Regions from separate parts of the Homo sapiens genome. Here region 2 is linked to region 1. A link is an interaction called in ENCODE POLR2A ChIA-PET data of the cell type or tissue named here. Cell type or tissue: PC-9. All regions are shown on one strand. Links, peaks and the distances in the headings refer to the core of each region. The heading gives the core; the rest is flanking DNA.

Evidence for each region. Peaks named below come from ENCODE experiments on the same cell type or tissue, not always from the same donor. Only the 100,000 strongest peaks of a DNase experiment are listed, where the experiment ranks them.
Region 2: POLR2A ChIA-PET joins it to region 1 with 5 read pairs; 4 of 35 experiments call an interaction of 5 or more read pairs at or near these places.

The regions. Positions count from the first base shown.
Region 1 is chr14:61,613,600-61,619,560 of GRCh38, reverse strand. The region is part of intron 1 of LINC03033 (long intergenic non-protein coding RNA 3033); the gene reads right to left. Among named protein-coding and RNA genes, the nearest start is that of LINC01303, 46 kb to the right of the region's middle. In PC-9, for the core only: no CTCF peak of the experiment used is centred there; DNase peaks (open chromatin) are centred at 2,850 and 3,370; H3K27ac peaks cover 1,803 bases.
Region 2 is chr14:61,794,423-61,799,833 of GRCh38, reverse strand. It overlaps SNAPC1 (small nuclear RNA activating complex polypeptide 1), which reads right to left. Exons shown (of 10, transcript NM_003082.4): 10 at 3,406-4,885. The coding sequence ends at 4,851. Among named protein-coding and RNA genes, the nearest start is that of SYT16, 16 kb to the left of the region's middle. In PC-9, for the core only: no CTCF peak of the experiment used is centred there; no DNase peak of the experiment used is centred there; H3K27ac peaks cover 333 bases.

The DNA of each region.
Region 1 (5,961 bases), core at 494-5,493:
ACGTTATCCTCTTCAAATGAGGACATGCCAGGATTATATCAAATACTGTTTCATCCAAGGTTTAGGGCTATCCCTTGGTGGAACATAATTTTATCCTTATTTTGGATAACTGGGTATTTATTGACATTTTAAAAACAAAGACTGTTTTAAACTATGTAAAAAATACAACCGGTTAATTTCTTCTAGAGTTATCTTTTCTGCATTGTTTGTTGTAGTAAAAAACACATAAAATTTACCATCTTAACCATTTTCCATAGTGTTAGGTAAATTCATGTTGTTGTGAACCAAATCTCCAAAACATTTTCATCTTGCAAAACTGAAACTCTATCCTCGTTAAATAACAACGCTCCTTTTCCCCTTCCCCCATCCCCTGGCAACCACCATTCTACTTTTTGTTTTAATGGATTTGTCTACTTTTGATACTTCTTATAAGTGGAATTATCCAGTATTTGTCTTTTTCGTGACTGGCTTATTTCACTTCACATAATTTCCTCAAGGTTCATCCATGCTGTAGCATGTGACAGGATTTCCTTTCTTTTTAAGGCTGAATAATATTTCATTGTCTGTGTACACCACTTTTTTTTCCATTCATCTGATGATGGACTTTTGGGTTGCTTCCACCTCTTGACTATTGGCATAGCCCCATTTTTAAAATATTGCAATTTAATTTAACTCTTACCTTCTCATTCCCTCTGGTGGATTTAATAAATGCAATATCATCTGTAAGGCACGTGTTCCAATAAGGAAGAGAATGTAGCATGAGAAGAGAGTTGAAGGCAGAACCCTAGGGAACCCAGTTCTTTTAAGATGCCAGGAAACTAATAAGAAGGAGGACGATAAGGAAGGATCAGTGGGAAAGAAGAAGCCCCAGGGATAGGAGCGCTTCCAAGAGGAAGAAGACAAAGGTCAGAAAGTACAAGGAGGCCAAGTAAGGTAAGTACAAAAGGGTGTTCACAATAGCAAGCCTGTTCGGATGGTTTGCAGTTTCAGAAGAGGCTAGAAGGCTGATTAAAGTGAATGAGGGAGTGAATGGGAGATGTGAAGGTATAGGACTCTGTCGGAGACCACTCAAGAAGTTTAGATTTGACAAGAGGAAAGAGACTGGGTGGTAACTAGAGAAGGATGTAGTGTTTTTGTTTTGTTATTGTTTCTTAACCTGAGAGAGACTTCAGGATGTTTAAATGCTTCTTTCAGTTTAACTATTGTTACATAAAAAACTACCCCAGCCAGGTGTGGTGGCTCACGCCTGTAGTCCAAGCACTTTGGGAGGCCGAGGCAGGTGGATCACTTGAGGTCAGGAGTTCAAGACCAGCCTGGCCAACATGGTGAGACCCTGTCTTTACTAAAAATATAAAAATTAGCCAGGTGTGGTGAAATGCTCCTGTAATCCTAGCTACTAGCGAGGCTGAGGCACGAGAATCGCTTGAACCTAGGAGGCAGAGGTTGCAGTGAGCCGAGATGGTGCCACTGCACTCCAGCTTGGGCGACAGAGTAAGACTCCGTCTCAAAAGCAAAACAACAAAACAAAAACTATCCCCAAACTGGATGGCTTCAAAGAAAACATTTTATTTTGCCCCATGATTTTGTGGGTCAGGAATTGAAAAAGGGCTTAGCTGGGTGGTTTGGCTTTGATCCATGTGGTGTCAGCAGCAGGGGTTGAGACTGGAGGGTCTGCTTTCCCAATGGCTGCTTCACCTGCACATGGGGTGCCTTGGTGCTCCTTGGCATCTCTCTCCCCTCCCAGGCTTCTTACAGAATGACAGTCTCAGGATAATCACACTCATTCCATGACAACTCACTTCCAAGAGACCTAGGTGGAAGCGGCAAGGTTTTTTTGACCTAAATTTGAAAGCCACAGAATATCACTTCCATGGCTTTCTTTTGGTCATGCAAGTCATTAAGGCCTGCACTGATGGATTCAAAAGGAGTGAAGGAATAGACTCTGTCGCTTGATGAGGGATGACATGAAGCCATAGGGAGGGAGGGAATTAATGGCAGCCATCTTGGAGACAAACAGAGCGAGAGAGATTGAAGTTGCTCAGGTAGCTGAGGTGGCAGGAGTTGATGAGACATTTGAGATTTGAAACCACAGATAGGTAGATTGAAAAATGTGTGGCAAGAGGAGGGAGCTCTTTTTATGATGCTACAACCCTCTATAAACCACATACTTGAAGGTAACCTGAGGACATTTTACAGGATGCAGGAAAATCACAGAGGTCTACCTACTTTCTTCATGCACTTGGCACTCTCTAGGAGGAAATTCAGGGAGTTAGGGGACCATTGCTAAGCCAAAGGGTACTGTGGTGTTCACAGATAAATACACTAAAGGGCCTACCACTGTTATATATTGGTCTTTAACTCTCCCATCTCAAGTACAAGCTGAGGGAATCTCTGCAGTCAAAGGTCTCTCTTGTTATCTTTACCCATCCATCTTTAAAAGTAATCAGTGATTAACACTTCCAATAAAACAATTGTTCTGCCACTTTGAGAGGAAGTGCAGTGAATAGTCCCTGGACTTAACCTAACTACTCCAAACTACTCCATCTTCCAGCTATGTGACCCTGAAGGCCAATTACTTGAGCTGAGCATCAGTCTTCCCATCTGTAAAATAGGCACCAATAACCACGCAATAACCTCAAAGAGTTGTTACAATAATAAAATAATTATCATAAAGTGGCACTTAGTAAGCTCTCAGTAAAGCTAAGGTATTTTTATTCTTAAAACTGTTATATCTTCAAATGAGCTCCTCAGTTTCATCTGTGGGCAGGAGGCAGTTTAGACCCTTAACATCCATAAGCATTTGCTAGACATGCTGGAAATCATCGTGACTCACTCTCCACAAATGAGGCCCTTTGTGCAGGAGTGGAATTTTACCTTGTGTGCTATCCAAACTTTAGAAGCTTCTCCAACGGCTAGCTTACAAGGAGAAAGTCTCTTGGGCACTTAAATAAGATAATGAAGCTCACTGAATCAGAGGGCTAAGAAAGAGACTTTGAGAATCTTTCTAGTTTGCTCCTACCTACACCATCCACACGTGAGAATCTGCCTTTCTGCAAACAGCCCATGGATCTTACAATTCCATCTCCAGTTACCTTCTCTCCCAGTCAGCCCTGCCCTCCCTCCACCCAGCCAGGCTCCTGGAGCCCAGGCTGGCCGAAGTCAGAGCCCTGGGCCTCCTTCTTGCCTGGGAGCCAAGTTGGAACAATGGCGTTTATCAGTCTTGTGCTGTATTTTAAAATGAGCTATGATAACAGAGCACTTTGACTAGCATTTTTATAAATACCATAAAAAAAATCTTTCTTGGGCCAGTTTCAAGAATGTGGGGCACTGGGTCAGTGAACAATGATGCAGAACGGACTTGATCTCTTTGTTTGGGCAGCCGGATACCCATGGCTAGTTGTAACCACCTTACTGGTTTCTCAACATTCCCCTTGCTCTTCACAATATTCGGCTTTCTGCAGAGAGGGTCATTTCTACATATGACACTCTGAGCACTCCCATATCCCACCATAATACTCTGGACTCCAGGCTAAATAGAGCCTGGCCTCGAAGTTTCACCTGTGGCCTGCTCTAACCTCCTGCCCTTGATGTGAAAGTACAAGCGGATCCTGGATGTCCTCCCTCCAGCCTGTGCAGGAGATCTCTTCCTTGCCTACATGCTGGGAAGCATTTCCTGACCGATGCTTCATTCTCACACTCTCCACTCCCCACAGCACCTGGCCGCCCTTTTCCAGCTAATTCACTCTCATAATAACTGAGTTCCCGTGTACCCTTTACGGATTTTAACAGTGGAGTTCTATGTAGGCTTAGAGTTTTCTGATTTTTTTTTTTCTCGCTGAAAAAAGAAATGAAGGAACCCTGATTCTAGCTCTTAATCCAAAATGATTCTACTTAGGCTATCAGGAAAGGAAAGTGAAATGATGGTGGGGAGTCAGTGGTGAGGTGGGGAGAAGTGTGTAGGTGACTCTGGTAGCGGCAATGAAGTCGTGGGGGACTCCACAATCAACACATTGATGATAGGTGTTTGTCTCGGGGCCAGAAGCATCTTAGGGGCTGGGTCCATATCTGTTTTTTAAATTATTATTTTATTATACTTGTACATACCAAATAACTGAGGTAAAAAACTAGAGGTCGAAGTTCCTATTTGATCAGTCATCCTAACAGAGAAACTGCTTGTATTTGTCTTACTTTGGGTTCCTTCGGGTTCACGGTGTTTTTCAACAGTTTTTTAAAAAAGCATTATTTCCCCTCCTAAGGACCCTTGGTAGATATTTTTTCCTAAATGGACCCCCCGTGAATTTTTAATCCCTCAGATATACTGTGAATTTGTATAATGTATGCATATCTGTGCTTTATACATTAAAAGAGCAATATTGTTTTGTCGCCTATGTAAGCGGTCCCCAATCTTTTTAGCACCAGGGAGTGGTTTCATGGAAGACAATTTTTCCATAGACCATGGGGGGATGGTTTCGGCATGAAACTGTCTACATCAGATCATCAGGCATCAGTTAGATTCTTATAAGGAGCGTGCAACCTAAATCCCTCTCATGCGCGATTCACAGTAGGTTTCGCCCTCCTATGAGAATCGAATGCCGCTGTGGATCTGACAGGGCGGAGCTCAGGAGGTAATGCTTGCTCGCCTGCCGCTCACCTCCAGCTGTGCGGCCCAGTCCCTAACAGGCCACGGACTGTACTGCTCCTTGGCCTGAGGGTTGGGAACCCCTGCCCTATGTAACCAACTTCAGCCCCTTGGCGGCTATATCACCTCTGTGGAGATTATGTGGCCCAGAACCAAACCAAGACAAGGCAAATAGTTTATGAAGAAAATGCTGGAAGGGGAGTGGGAAAGTGAGACAGGGACAGAAAGGAAGCCAAGATAGAGGAAGTTGAGCAGGTTGCCACTGCAGGCAGCTGGAGTCCAGTCTCGCTGGGGTTCATGGAACCAGGATGAAACACCCACCTCCAGGACACCTTACCTAAGGGGCCAGGTATATACCCAGAAATTCCCATCCGTCATTGGGTGAGGGTTGCTCCCAGGGGAAGAGGCATTCTCCGGCCATTTTATTTTGTCCATGCTTGGGCAGAATGGGCCATAGAGGACAGAGAAAGCCCTCAGGCAGGGTCATGGGGGCTGGCAGCAGCCTGAGCTGTTAACTCAGGGCACAAACAACGATAAGTGCTGGAGATGTGGTGGGGGGCACTGATGCTGCGCTATTTTTAATGTTTCCTTCTATTGCATGGTCCCACGATATGCTGTTTTTACATAGCTATAATCATAACTATTAGAGATAGGATTTTGTACTGTACTTTTTTCACTTGAAGCATTTTTTCAGGTTGATCCAGTTTTCATAATTATAAGTTTTAAAGGCTGCATAATTTCACCTCATGTGCATATACCATAATTCCCATAACTATTTCTCCATTGCTAAACATTTTGTTTATTTCCATTTTTCCTGCTGTTATAAATAAATTGCTAGGGGAAAAAAAAAAACCCTGGAAGGCACAAATTAAAACACAGCAAATTGTCTTAAGTGATAGAATTATAGGTATTTTTAAAATTCTGTCTACTTTCCTATAATTGCTTTTAAAACAGGAAAAATAACAGTTTTATGCACTAATTTGGTTAGCCTAAATAGCACCCAGTTGTTCAATCAAACACTAATCTAGATGTTGCTGTGAAGGTATTTTATAGTTGTGATTAATGCCTACAATCAGTTAACTTTATGTAAAAGAGATTATCCTTGATAATATGGGTGGGTTTGATCTAATCAGTTGAAAGGCCTTAAGAGCAGAACTGAGGTTTACTTGAAGGAGAAGAAATTCTGCCTTTGACTATAGCCTCAGATCTAACCTGAGCTTCCAGCCTGTCCTTCCTGATGATCTGCTCTATGAATTTTGGGCTTACCTAGCCATCTCCCACAATCACATAAGCCAATTCTTTGCAGTAAATCTTTTTTTAAT
Region 2 (5,411 bases), core at 412-5,411, 180 kb before region 1:
AAAAAGTGGGGGAGGGAGGCGGGGCTGGGTGTGGTGGCTCACACCTGTAATCCTAGCACTTGGGGAGGCCAAGAGGAGTAGATCCTGAGGTCAAGAGTTTGGGACCAGCCTGGCCAACATGGTGAAACCCCGTCTCTATTAAAAATACAAAAAAAAAAATTAGCCGGGCGTGGTGGCACATACCTGTAGTCCCAGCTACTTGGGAGGCTGAGGCAGGAGAATCACTTGAACCTGGGGGGTGGAGGTTGCAGTGATCCAAGATTGCGGCTCTTCACTCCAGACTGGGTGAAAGAACGAAACTCCATCTCAAAAAAAAAAAAAAAAAAAAAAAAGGAGGCCAGTAGCCAGAATAATCTGCACCCTATCAGGGAGCTCTATTTTGGATTATAACTAATAGAATCAATCTGATCCTCTTTCAGGGACTATAGAGAACAAGAGAAGTAGCAAAGGGGAAAGTGGGCAGGGAAGCTGGAGAGCACATGAATAAGAGGATGCACATTGTAACTACAGGGCAATAGACATCCACTTCAAAAGCAAGGACTCAGCCCAGCCGTCTAAGCTGCTGGTGTTCACTACATTTTTTTTCCAGCTCTCCAAGAAGTTGTGCCTCTGATCAAGTATTAAAATAAGCCTCCAGCATTTAAGATAATGTCAATGTGACTTTGTTCCTTGTAACTTAAAGGACGCAGCCCGAATTCATCATAAAAAGAAAAATTCAGACCTGCAATATACAGCACATTAAAATAAATAAGTCAGGCATAAAAAATACCACATAAAAAAAATTATACAACCCGAAGTCGAGGCTTTGACATTTACTTTCATAAAGGGAATAAGAAAAATGTGCAATGAAAATTACTCTATAGTTGTTCAAAAGATGAAATGAAAACGTGTTCAAAATGAAAACGTGAATACTTAAGCACCCACAGAGTTTGCTCAATGGCATTTAAAAAGCAAGCATTCTTTAAACTAGAATTCAAGAATCAAGGGTAAGTTAGGAAGGCATTAGTAATTATGCTTATTTTCCTGGGCTCTTTACATCAAAATGAAAGTAATTTCCAGCCCATAAAGCTCATTTTTAAAGATACCGCAATTAAAGATATTTTATCTCTATATACATGTGTAAATCTTTTGTCATAACCAAAATAGGTTATTGGAAATAAAATATGTATTGTAGCCAATTCAAGTTAAAAAAAAGAAACCTGGGTCTCCTTCAGTTGTCAAGCCATGAGAGCTTGGTCTCATATCAATCTGAAGATCTGTGTAAACACATAAGCTTTCAATTATTATAACTTTAAAAAGCCGCTTCAAAAGTCACCACACAATTACTTTGGTTTCCTTGGCATCCAAGTACTTTTTAAAAGCTTACTTTTTAGCTGTAATTATTTTGAAGTTTAGCGTTTATATCTTTGCATTTCCATTTCCAAAGCACTCTGCAGTTCTTAATATTTTTGAACAAGTCAGTAAAATAGTTTTGTAGCACTTTAAAGTTTTTAACGTAGTTCCCTAATAAATCGCTGTTCTGAAAAATCCCTATATAAGACAAAGCCTTTGCTCAAAAGTTTGTTCATTGTCTTTCCTTTTGCTTGCAAATGGTACAACTGTGTCTGTCTCAGGGAACAATCACTTTAATTGGGTATTAAAGAGACTGGGAATGTTTCTCCTCATTGAATATATCCACTCACAGTTAGGAAAACTTTGAGTTATTAAGACAAAGGGGTTATAAACCCAGATGGGATCTTGGATGTGCTTACAACATAAACTCATAATAGTACTACAAAAAAAAAACAAAGATGACACTATGATTTCTCATAGAGAACTGCATATTCCCAGGGTAGTTTTCTTCTGAAGAAATTAGGATACTTTACTTCCAAAGTGAAAAATATTCCCCTAATTAAGCATCCATACAAGCTGCATTTTCCTTATGACTCCACTTTTTATTCATGGGTTTTAAGATACCCCAAATAAACCTGGTATATAACATTAATACTACTCTAATTCTAATTATCTACTTTGAACAACACTTTCATATACGGGGATTTCTGGGAGTGGTATGATTTTAAAACACAGTGTATGTTTATATACACTGCCACGACCCTTCTTCTCCCACAAAATATTAATTCAGCAAATATTTAATACTGAAATCATGCCTTTATCACTTGGTACAGCTATTATAATTAAGTTGGCAATATAAGTAGCTTAATAGATAACTAGTATTTGGACTTCATACTTTAATTTTGAAAACTCACTGTAAAACACAGATTGAACTCTGTTCAATGAACTTCAATTTCATATTTAAAGCAAGTCTATCAACTGATTCATACCTTATCTTCAACATATACTCATGAAAAACTCACTATTGCGGCCGGGTGCGGTGGTGCACTCCTGTAATCCCAGCACTTTGGGAGGCCAAGGCAGGTAGATCGCTTGAAGTCAGGAGTTTGAGACCAGCCTGGCCAACATAGTGAAACCCCATCTCTACTAAAAATATAAAAGCCGGGCATGGTAATGCATGCCTGTAATCCCAGCTACTCGGGAGGCTGAGACAGAAGAATCGCTTGAACCCGGGAGGCGGAGGTTGCAGTGAGCCAGGATCATGTCACTGCACTCCATCCTGGGTGACAGAGGGAGACTCTGTATCAAAAAAAAAAAAAAAAAAAATTAGCCAAGCATGTGGTCACACACCTGTAGACTCAGCTACTCAAGAGGCTGAGGTGGCAAGATAGCTTGATCTCAGGAGATTGAGGCTGCAGTGAACCAGGATCACATCACTGCTCTCCAGCCTGGGTGACAGAGCAAAACCGTCTCAAAAAAAAAAAAAAAAAAAAAAAAAAAAAAGGAAAAAACGGAAACCTAGGTATATGAAGCCATCACGGAACTGATGTACTATATAAGCCAGAGCCAGCCTTTGTTGGAACTCACCTGATTTTAATAAATTTTCCTTCTCGTTTAAGCCATTTTGAAGTGGAGTTTTACTGCTTATAGTTAAAAAAGTATCTTTCTGGATTTCCACGTGTTGGCTTATTTAAAAAAACTGAAATTATAAGACTGAGCCCTGTGTTTATAACTCAGAAGCATGACTTACTAACTTTGTGAATGGGGGCAGGGCACTAACCATCTTGAGGTACAAGTGAAACAATAGCATGTATTTTATAAGTACAGTTATGAAAAAAGAGAGGGCAACTCAGTGTGTTAGCTGTACAATGTCTATAAACTTTTAACAGTCAGACAAGTTCTGGCAAACAACCTAGTATATCAAGTGGGGCCAATAATGGATCTACACCCCAACCCTAGAATGTTTAAATCCAAGATGCTCCACCTAATGTCTACATTATGAAAACTGCCCCCTCTATGACCAAATATATTTGAAGTCAAAGGAATCAAAGGAAACAATTGTGACTGCATGAATGCTAATAAATGAAAATTTTATTTGCGTCAGCATTAGCATTCTGATTTTTAAAGATTAGATATAGAGATATCACGAATTTGATCTTCAACCCAAACTTTTTTTTTTTTTTGAGACGAAGTCTCACTCTGTTGCCCAGGCTGGAGTGCAGTGGCACGATCTCGGCTCACTGGGTTCACACCATTCTCCTGCCTCAGCTTCCCGAGTAGCTGGGATTACAGGCGCCCGCCACCACGCCTGGCTAATTTTTCGTATTTTTATTAGAGACGGGGTTTCACTGTGTTAGTCACGATGGTCTCGATCTCCTGACCTCGTGATCCGCCCACCTCGGCCTCCCAAAATGCTGGGATTACAGGCATGCAACCCAAACTTTAAATCCCTTAATAATACCATGCTGGAAAACAGCATGAAGTATAATCAACTGTGAAACAGGTTAAGGCTGGGTACAGTAGCTCACACCTATAATCCCAGTACTTTGGGAGGCTGAGGCAGGAGGATAGCTTGAGCCCAGGAGTTCAAGACCAGCCTGAGCAACATAGCGATACTCCATCTCTATTAGGGAAAAAAAAAAAACAGTTGAGCCAACAACATGATAGGGATATGGTCTGCTATTGGCAGCAATTCAAACAACATGGCTCAAGCAATCTCTATTAAAATGTCTGGAACAAGAAATTAACAGAGTGGCATATTCATGAAGCTACAGATTTTTTTTTTTCTGTTAATATCAACTATTCTGTACCAGAGACACATTCTGAAATTTACATTATTATTGTTAAAGATTTTATTAGAAAGTACTTAAATACTTAATACATTAGTATTTAAGTACTTGTTAGTACTTAATTAGTATTTAGTAATAATAAACAAGCACTAAAGAATATTTAATTGCAGAAGTAGAAAATACATTGTGAACTTCCTAAGTTATCAATCACGTTATGAGAATGTAAGTTTTATGTATTAAAAAATAAAGCAAGGCAAAAACTTTATTGCACTTAACAATATACAAAATAGAATAAATATACAAAATAAAAAATCCATTATCCGACTGTAGATACAAAATAGTTATTTGCATGTAATAAACATTAATATTTCAATAAAAAATATTTTAAATAAAATAGAATAGTATTACCAGACTGTATTAGGACAGTATAGTATCACAAAACCTTATAGGAAATAGTAACAATCTGCGAATAACAGAATTTTTTCTATTACATACTAAATACAAGTTTTATCTCCATTTATGCAAATCATTAAAGAAAATGTTAAAGAATTCTTATTCTAATTTTTTGTACTTTTATTCTAGAACTACGTATTGCAATTTCCAAGAAATAACCTACAGATTCCCAGAAGGATTTTTTTAATACTGGCAGTCTTCCTGTTCAATACACAAAATATCAATCTTTTCTTCTGTCAGAAAACTCAAAATTAAAAACTACACCAGGCTCTTTGTTCAGTGTTTTCTCCTCTTCTTGGATGCAGTGAACTCTAAAGACATAAAGTTTAAAAGTCAGTCAGATCTAAAAACAAAAAAAAAACAAACAAAAAAAACAACTGACACTTACATGATAATACCTAATTGATAATACACATTTCAACTACATAGACGTCTAACTGGTACAACACAATAAGAATGCCCTCACAGCAAAGACACAACAAAAAAATCTTAAACCTGACATATTCAAGAATTTTTTCTTCAAAATGATACAGCAGTTTAAAACATACTATCGGCCAGGTGCAGTGGCTCACGCCTATAATCCCAGCACTCTGGGAGGCTAAGGTGGGCGAATCATGAGGTCAGGGGATCGAGACCATCCTGGCTAACATGGTGAAACCCCATCTCTACTAAAATAAATACAAAAAATTAGCCGGGCGTGGTGGTACATGTCTATAGTACCAGCTACTCAGGAGGCTGAAGCAGGAGAATTGCTTGAACCCAGGAGGTGGAGGTTGCAGTGAGCCAAGATCGTGCCACTGCACTCCAGCCTGGACGACAGAGCGAGACTCCATCTCA